2 separate regions of the Homo sapiens genome follow, and region 2 is linked to region 1. A link is a contact called in ENCODE Hi-C or POLR2A ChIA-PET data. All regions are on one chromosome and are shown on one strand. Each heading gives the region's core, a stretch centred on a gene start or an enhancer-like site at or near the end of the contact. The rest is flanking DNA. Distances are from core to core; before and after follow the strand shown.

Evidence for each region. Hi-C counts contacts between places; a loop is a spot of excess contacts on that map. ChIA-PET counts read pairs that join two places held with the same protein, here RNA polymerase II (POLR2A). Pooled maps may share reads with other maps.
Region 2: a map of B cell shows a loop between it and region 1 (32-fold over the local background). The contact joins the promoter of PHYH here to the promoter of PRPF18 in region 1. A Hi-C loop is called at or near these places in 5 of 168 maps with a recorded cell type or tissue (B cell, CD4-positive, alpha-beta T cell, CD4-positive, alpha-beta memory T cell and 2 more), 3 of 37 single-sample maps with no recorded cell type and 18 of 50 pooled maps. POLR2A ChIA-PET finds 5 or more read pairs at or near these places in 8 of 52 experiments (CD4-positive, alpha-beta T cell, CD4-positive, alpha-beta memory T cell, CD8-positive, alpha-beta memory T cell and 5 more).

What each region holds. Positions count from the first base shown.
Region 1 is chr10:13,584,715-13,589,347 of GRCh38, reverse strand. It overlaps PRPF18 (pre-mRNA processing factor 18), which reads right to left and starts at 2,383. Exons shown (of 10, transcript NM_003675.4): 1 at 2,196-2,383. The coding sequence starts at 2,261. RefSeq lists enhancers at 1,318-1,913, 2,089-2,428.
Region 2 is chr10:13,298,793-13,303,215 of GRCh38, reverse strand. PHYH (phytanoyl-CoA 2-hydroxylase) reads left to right here and starts at 3,152. Exons shown (of 9, transcript NM_006214.4): 1 at 3,152-3,248. The coding sequence starts at 3,174. LOC124902377 (a long non-coding RNA gene) reads right to left here and starts at 3,027. Exons shown (of 2, transcript XR_007062056.1): 1 at 2,810-3,027; 2 at 248-1,162. RefSeq lists enhancers at 464-613, 804-1,093, 950-1,450, 2,826-2,965, 3,542-4,162 and a silencer at 3,146-3,565.

The DNA of each region.
Region 1 (4,633 bases), core at 1,134-3,633:
GTGGAGGAAAGTAATTGAGTTGCAAGCTAAACTGGCTTTTTCACGGAATACCATTTTTACACTTAAGAACACCCGGCAAACCATGGTTCTTCAGACTTGGGTATTTGGCAGACAACTTCCCCAAACTGAACAAAGTGAGCAGATCACTTCAAGAAAATAACTGATAATATTTGTTGCCTATGATAAAATTCCAGCTTCCAAGTGGAAATTAAGTGTGGTGAACTTAGATCTGTCATCAGGAGCCTGACAGTTTCCTAATGCTTACAGATGTTTCTCAGATCAGTGGATATTAAATGAAGTGATCTTTTCATATTTTGTAATGAAATGTGTCAACAGGTGGGAGACCTGCATAATTCAGTAACCCAATGTTTTCCAAATGATCGATCAGTGAGTATTTTTAACGTTTCTCAGTTTTAACTTCTAATATGGTAAATACGGATAGAAATAACACATAAACAAAAGTCCTTCAAGATCTTCAGTAACTTTTAAGAGTGTGAAGGGGTCCTGAGACCAAAAGCTTTGAGAACCAGCGGTCTAAGTTACTGCTACACAATAAAGTAAGGGAGATCATCTTCAGGAAGTTCCTAAATCATGTAATTCTTTCTCCCCCTTTTTAGTACCTTTCCAAAAGAGTCTTAGCATTCCCATCAGTGAAGAGCAGGCCTACAGACTTTTCATGTGTTGAAGAAGAGAGAAGGAGGAGGAATAGAATTTAAAAAATTGGGATTTACTATTAGAAAGGAATTTTATTACTTTTTTTTTTTTTTTTTTAGAGACAGGGACTCGGTCTCTCACCCAGGCTGGAGTGCAGTGGCACGATGATAGCTCACTGCAGCCTGAACTCCTGGGCTCAAGCGATCCTCCCGCCTTGGTCTCCCAAGCAGCCGGGACTAGACGCGCGCACCACCACACCTGGCTAGAAGGAATTTTTTTTTTTTTTTGAGACGGTGTCTCACTCTGTCGCCCAGGCAGGAGTGCAGTGGTGCGATGTCGGCTCACGGCAACCTCCGCCTCCCGGGTTCAAGTGATTCTCTGGCCTCAGCCTCCTGAGTAGCTGGGATTACAGGCGCGCACCACCACGCCCAGCTAATTTTGGTGTTTTTAGTAGAGACGGGGTTTCACCATGTTTGCCAGGCTGGTCTCGAACTCCTGACCTCAGGTGATCTGCCCACCAAAGTGTGGGGATTACAGGTGTGAGCCACCGCGCCCGGCGGCCCTTCCTCCATGTTTCAGTTGGGCACAAACCCTTCGTAAGGCGACAGAAGGGAACTCTCAGGAGCACTGGGGCACGTCCGCAGAATGCCAACAGGTAGGAGCGGGGATAGGGGGCAGTTAGGTAAACTGGAGGGAAACAGGGTCAGTCGGGGGAAAACAAACAAAGCCTCGGGTTTTCCTGCAATTCCCACACCTGCATCCCTAAGGCTCCCAAGTGGTTACCGGAAAGAAGGCCGTGAGTGTAAGTTGCCCGGGTCCTTGGCGTTTTGAACAAAGAATTGGACAAAACGCACAAAAAAAGTAACAAAACACAGGAATGAAGCAGCAAAAGTAGGGACTTATGAACGCGAGAAAGCACTCCACAGGGTGTGAGTGGGCCCGAGCAAGCGGCTCGAGGCCCCGGTTACAAAGTTTTCCGGGTTTTAGGTACTCCTTCTGAGGTCCCTATCAGCTACCCCGTATCTGGATGAAGGGTTCGGTCTGTGGCTAAAGACTGAGGTGAACTGGCGCCCTATGCAGATGAAGGGATGGCCCGTGATTGGCCCACGGCCAATGCAGGGCACGTTCCCTTCCCATCTGAGAGGTGGTGGAAAGGCAGGGATGCGGGGAGAGCCGCAGCCTGAAGCCTTTGCTACTCGGTGGTGGGAAGATGAGGATTTTTCTTTTGGTTTGGCTTTTGGACGTGGGCGTTAATTGGCCTCAGGTTCCCGCCCCCAGACCCAGGTGTTTTCCTTTTGATCCAGCTTTGGGAAGTCAGCACGAATTGTACTCAAGTTCCCTGCTCTCAGACCCTATTCTCCAGCCTCAACAGTGAGACGCCAAGGGTTGGATCTAAGGGGGCCTACCAGGGGTAGTGGCAGGACACTCGCTAAGCCCCGTCCCCGCCCCGAATCCTCTGAGTATCGTCACCCTCACCCCAAAACCCCGACACACATACTCTCACTCTTACATCCCGACCCCCACGACCGCAGGGTCCTCACCACCAGCAGGTTCCTGTCCTCCACCAGCTGCCGCTTCCGAAGGATCTCTGATTTCAGAATGTCCATCTCGCCGCCAGAATTTAAGCTCCAGTTTCCCGCTCCAGCTCCTCGAACCCAGCCTCACTGGGCCGGCGGCCGCGAACCCACTGAGTATACGGAACAACAAGCCCAAACACCTGAGAACAACTGACAGGAGCCGCTTCCGGCGGAAGCTGGGATGAGAGAGATGAGGGAAGAGAGTGGCCCGGGGCGCCTGTGGTGGCCAAAGCAGCTGTGCGTGAGTGCCCACTGGCGGCGCCCTCCGGCAGCGCGCCTGTAGTTTCCCCTCGTAGGGAGGTTTACGTGAACGTGGACGGAAACCCGGGTCTTTGTAGTACTCTCTGCACCTGCTAGTTGAGTTCCAAAAGCCTCTCGAAGAACACCTCAATAATGCCAGTTAAATCAAGATCTTTATTAACTGGAAATTTACATTAGGGTTTCTGAAGTTACTTGCTTGCAAAATTTGCAAAAGGATGAGAAAAATCTAAACAATAATACTAACTTGTAACAATAGAGTGAAAGGGCTGTCTGTTCATTACTAGCCTGTTAAATTTCCTGTGAACTTAAACGACTACAACCATTTAAAGCAGTTTGGAAGTCAATTTATCTTCACTCCCTCTGTTTTAGATTGCTTACCAATCTTGGTGATAATTGAACATTTACCTCAAGCTAACTAATCATTTTTTGGTCATGTGTTCAGCAATCAAGATTTTTCAGTGACATGATTGGAGATGTAATCAGAAATTCCTTTTTTTTTTTTAAATCCAACCCAAGGGAAAAAAAGTTAAATTGAAGAGAAAAATTATGTCAGAGATTTTTTAAGTCCCTAACATTTGTTTACAGTGGACTTATTTTTTTCATGTCATTGAAGCACGTTTAAAAATTGTTTTTGTGAAATCATAATTGAACAATATTTGACATTTCGTTTTTCTTACTCAAAAAAGGTAAGAAATATCATTTTGTTGAGTCAGCTGATAATGGGTAAAATGCTTTACAAAACAAAAAAATGAACAATTGAATTATTTCAATTTAGAAAGTCTTTTGTGGGGGGTGATACTTCATCTAAAAGATATCTGAGGCCAGACGGGGTGGCTCACCCCTGTAATCCCAGAACTTTGGGAGGCCGAGGTGGACAGATCACCTGAGGTCAGGAGTTCAAGACCAGCCTGGCCAGCATGGTGAAATCCCGTCTCTACTAAAAATACAAAAATTAGCCAGGCGTGGTGGCAGGTGCCTATAGTCCTAGCTACTCAGGAGGCTGAGACAGGAGAATTGCTTGAATCCGGGAGATGGAGGTTGCAGTGAGCCGGGATCATGCCACTGCAGTCCAGCCTGGGTGATAGAGCAAGACTTTGTCTCAAAAACAAAACAAAATAAAATAAAATATACCTGACTTTTGCCAGAAATAAGCCAACACAGGAAAATGTCCTTGAACTAAATATGGCAACACTCTTGCATGAATATGGGTTTCCCTCACTAATCAATGAGCAAATAATAATTTATTAGCATTTTCCTGATTTAGGGATTAGGGATTGTTAGACACAAAAAAAACCTGAAGGGTTAAGACAGATGACAGTAACAGCAATGGAAGTTTACAGAGAACACAACGGCTGGCTACCTGGGAAACTGTCAGTGTAAACCAGAGAAGTTACTAGCTACAGTTAACAGCCTCCCCTTACATTTTAGACTTTCATTGATTTCTACGTTTATGTAAACATGTGCACTGAATCCTGATTAAGGCCTGAGATCAAAGAGTGATAGAGAGAAATACTTGAACAAGCAACTGACAAGCAAGCTTTTCCATTCAAAAGGAAGGAAAAAAGATATCCAGGAGCTTTTAGAAATACTTAAAAGAGGCCGGGCACAGTGGCTCACGCCTACAATCCGAGCACTTTGGGAGGCCAAGGCAGGCGGATCAGCTGAGGTCAGGAGTTTGAGACCAGCCTGGCCAACATGGTGAAACCCTGTCTCTACTACAAAAATAGCCGGGCTTGGTGGCACACACCTGTAGTCCCAGCTATTCAGGAGGCTGAGGCAGGAGAATCGCTTTAACCCGGGAGGCGGAGGTTGCAGTGAGCCAAGATCGCGCCACTGCACTCCAGCCTGGGTGACAGGGCAAGACTCTGTCTCAAAAAAAAAAAAAAAAAAAAAAAAGAAAAGAAAAGAAACACTTAAAAGAACAAATCGCCGTGACCCTAAGAGAGACCATATTCATTTAAAAAAACATGCATCCCATTTCATCACAATCATTATTTAAAAAGTGAAATATTGGGACTGGGTACAGAGGCTCACACTTGTAATCCCAGCACTTTGGGAAGCCAAGGCAGGAAGATCACTTGAACCCAGGAGTTCAAGGCTGCAGTGAGCATTGATCGCACCACTGCACTCCAGCCTGAGTG
Region 2 (4,423 bases), core at 1,903-4,402, 290 kb after region 1:
AGAATCTCTTGAACCCGGAAGGCAGAGGTCGCAGTGAGCCGAGATCACGCCCTGCACTCCAGCCTGGGAAACAGAGTCAGACTCCGTCTCAAAAAAAAAAAAAAAAGAAAAGAAAAGCATAAATTTAAATACATCTAAATATCTAAGTACATCCTTGTATAAATGCCTTGGGGGAGAGATGGCAGGAATTTTCACATGGTTGTGAAATTAGGGCATTTTAAAGGAACAGTAAAAACACAGGTGTAAGTAGCTTCATCTCATTCGAATTTCTTTATTGGTCATGAAAACCAATCACCGTCAGCGCGGGTAAAGGTCCTGATCTTTTTTTTTTTTTATTTTTTCACCCAGGCTGGAGTGCAGTGGCACGACCTCGGCTCACTGCAAGCTCCGCCTCCCGGGTTCACGCCATTCTCCTGCCTCAGCCTCCCGAGCAGCTGGGACAACAGGCGACCGCCACCACCCTGCTAACTTTTTTGTATTTTTAGTAGAGACCGGGCTTCACCGTGTTAACCAAGATGGTCTCGATCTCCTGACCTCCTAATCTGCCTGCCTCGGCCTCCCAAAGTGCTGGGATTACAGGCGTGAGCCACCGCGCCCGGCCAAGGTCCGATTTTTTAATAAACAAGGGAAGGGTGATGAACTGAATTCACAGCTTCAGTTTTTTTTCTCCTGGCAGCAGTGCCCACATTTCACCAGGCGAGGGCAGAAAGGAGAGACCGCCTCGCCGGTCCACATCCAGAAAGGGGCGTTCCCAAGGGCAGAAAGAGGCCGACCCTCCACCTGCACCCGCCCCAGGCCCTGCGCTTGCGTTCAAACCGTGACAAACCGTAGAGTCCTTGAGAGCCCCGGGTTACTCCTACATGGTCATATTCCCGCGCGGGATGCCGAAGTGGGGCAGATGAGGTCCGGAGCTGCTGAGGGATCCCGGGTCCTTCTGTTGGTCTGAGACCCTGGGGCGGGCGGAATCCCGGAGAAAGCCGGAGGGACTCCCCAGTGGAAGCCTGGGAGCTGCCGTTCTCCTCCCTGCCTGTGCAAACAGGAAGGGGCTGGTGATGCTGGCTGCGGGCCTCCCTCCTGGACTGCGACATTGTCACCAAATTCTATAAAGACGTCATGCAGGAAGTGATAACGTGTGCTGCGACGTTCTGGAAGTAACTCGAAGCTAAAAAAGAACAAAAAATCAATGAAAAAATGAAACTAAAGAAACAATGAGATGCTATGTCAATATCCGTAGTTATGGAATGGAAAATAAATCTTACAAAGAGATGCTGGAGTTATCTAAGAAATTTACACCATACTGGCCTGTGTGCATCAGACTTTTCTGGAGGTCATTTATTTTATTCACTTTTTTTTTTTTTATGACCAACCGAACTTTCTAATATTTTGGGCTGGAGTCCCACTAAATGAAATACCCCTTTTGAATGGCACATATGACTTTTAGGGATGCATCTTAGCATTTTTATTTTTTTATTTTTATTTTCAAAACTTCATTGATGTTTTGGAGTTTTGTTTGTTTTTTGTTTTTGTGTTTTTTGGACATGGCCTCACTCTGTCGCCCAGGCTGGAGTGCAGAGGCACGATCTGGGCTCACTGCAACTTCAAACTCCCGGGCTCAGGTGATCCTCCTGCAGCAGGACGAGCCGCAGACAAAACTCAGACACCGGATTAAAGAAGGGCTGTATTAGGCCGGGAACTTCGGCAGACTTGCAACCGAGGTCCCTGAAAAAGAAATTCTTGGCCCTTTTAAGGGCTTGTAACTCTAAGGGTCTACGTGAAAGTTTAGTGAGAGATCGAGCAAGCGTGGGGAACATGACTGGGGGCTACAGGCAACAGCTAACAGAACAGAAAGTTTTGCAATGCTTCCTCATACAATGTCTGGAATTTTTATTTATTTAATTTATTGATTTATTTTTTATTTTTTTTGAGACGGAGTCTTGCTCTGTCGCCCAGGCTGGAGTGCGGTGGCGCCATCTCGCTCACTGCAAGGTCCGCCTCCTGGGTTTACACCGTTCTCCTGCCTCAGCCTCCTGAGTAGCTGGGACTACAGGCGCCCGCCACGACGCCCGGCTAATTTTTTTGTAGATCAGGTGTTCTCACTATGTTACCCAGGCTGCTTTCGATCTATAGCGATCCTGAGCTCAAGCGATCCTCCTGCCTCGGCCTCCCAAAGTGTTGGAGTTACGGGCGTGAGCCACCGCACCCGGCTAAAAACCTGTTTGTTTGTTTGTTTGTTTGTTTAGAGACGGAGTCTTGCCCTGTCACCCAGGCTGGAATGCAGTGGCGCCATCTCGCTGACTGCATCCTCCGCCTCCCGGTTGCAAGTGATTCTCTTGCCTCAGCCTCCCCAGTAGCTGGGATTACAGGCGTGCGCCACAACACTCAGCTAATTTTTGTATCTTTAGTAGAGACGGGTTTTCACCAAGTTGGCCAGGCTGGTCTCGAACTCCTGACCCCGTGATCCGCCTGCCTTGGCCTCCCAAAGTGCTGGGATTACAGGCGTGAGCCACCGCGCCCGGCAAACTTTTTGTTTAAATCGGAGATTTTATTCTTTCAGCTGTCAGTGGAAGGAGCAGTCACGTAGGGTTAAACAGATGGAAGCCATGACGTTAGGAGAGTGAGTGAGGTCCCAGCCCAGCCACTTGTCACTGTGTGACCTCGGCCTGGTCACTGGGCCCCCGAGCTTCGGTGCGGCAGGGAGGGTCCTGGTGATGGAACAGAAACAGGGTGCGGGGCAGGGGTAATGACTCACGCCTGTAGTCCCAGCACTTTGGGAGGTCGAGACGGGAGGCGGGGGGAGTTTGAGACCCACCTGGGCAACGTAGCGAGACCCCATCTCTACAAAAAATAAAAATTAGCCCAAGAGTTCAAGGCTGCAGTGAGCTATGATCGCGCACTGCACTCCAGCCTGGGCGACAGAGCAAGATCTTGTTTCTTTTTAAAAAGAAAGAAAATAAAGGACGGAAGGATCATGGTGTGGGGAGGACTTCAGCCCCGGGCGGTTGCCCGGCGCGCGGACTCTAGCGGACTAGGGCTCCCCAGCAGCCCGGCCCGCGAGCTGGCACCGCCCGGAATCCCGCTTACGTCCAGTCCGGGGCGGCGCCTGGAGGCGGAGCCGCCCGCTGGGCTAAATGGGGCAGAGGCCGGGAGGGGTGGGGGTTCCCCGCGCCGCAGCCATGGAGCAGCTTCGCGCCGCCGCCCGTCTGCAGATTGTTCTGGGCCACCTCGGCCGCCCCTCGGCCGGGGCTGTCGTATCCTTTGGGCTGCGCGGGGCTCGGGCTGGATCCGGCGCCGGCGCCGCCGCCTGAGTGGTGGCCCTGGTCCGGGTGGAGGCCTCGGGGTCGCACGCTTCGCAGCCCCAGCGCCTCCTCGCTCAGCGCCGCGTCCCCGCCTGGGTCGCGTCTCTTCCAGGAGCCGGGGAGCGGGGAAGAGGCTGCGTCCCCCGAGGACACGCGCGGCCGCCCTGGGGTCGGGGCAATTGCCGCGTTGCCCTGCCCTCCGGGATCCCTGGGGGCCTCTGCTCCTCTCTTTGTGGAGACGTCGTTTCACCGGCGGCGCGTGACCCCGGCAGCTGTCCAGAGACCCAGAGATGTCCAATCACAGGCGCACGGTGCACAGGCGCGCAGGGCTGCCTGGAACCGGCCCAGGCAGGCAGTGACCGGGACCTCTCCGGAGGGGAGAGGACGGTGCCCTCCCGGGCAGGAGCTGGCCAGGCAGGCGCTGCCCAGGGCGGCCTCCCTGCTGGACTACGGCATTGCCACTGAGTTATATAAAGACACTATTTGGGGAAGGACAGCGGGTGAGGACTGGCGCGGCGGCACACGCCTTGCCTGTTGTCTCGGCTCTTCTGGGGGCCAAGGCCAGGAGTCCAGGGTTACAGTGAGCCGTGATGGCCAGTGCGTTCCAAAAGAGAGAAACAGAGAGAAAGAAAGGATAACATGTTAATTGATGAGAGTGACATTCCGAAAGTAACCGATTAAGCTAAAGAAACAATGCAATTCTATGTCAACTCTCTGCAGTTACCGGATAGAAAGGAGATCTTTAAAAGGAATTTCTAGGGTTTTGCTTTTTTGGTTTTTTTTTTTTTTTGAAACAGGGCCTCACTCTGTCACCCAGGCTGGAGTGCAGTAGTGGTACGATCTCGGCTCACTCCTGGGCTCAAGAGATCCTTCCACCTCAGCCTCCTAAGTAGTTGGGACTACAGGGTTGCGCCACGATGCCAGGCGAATTTATGTTGTTGTTGTTATTGTTGTTATTATTATTATTATTATTATTATTATTATTATTATTATTATTTTTGAGACGGAGTCTTGCTCTGTGGTCAGGCTGGAGTGCAGTGCCGCACTCTGCAATGTCGGCCCACTGCAACCTCCGCCTCCCAGGTTCAAGCCATTCCCCTGCCTCAGCCTCCCAAGTGTAATTTGTA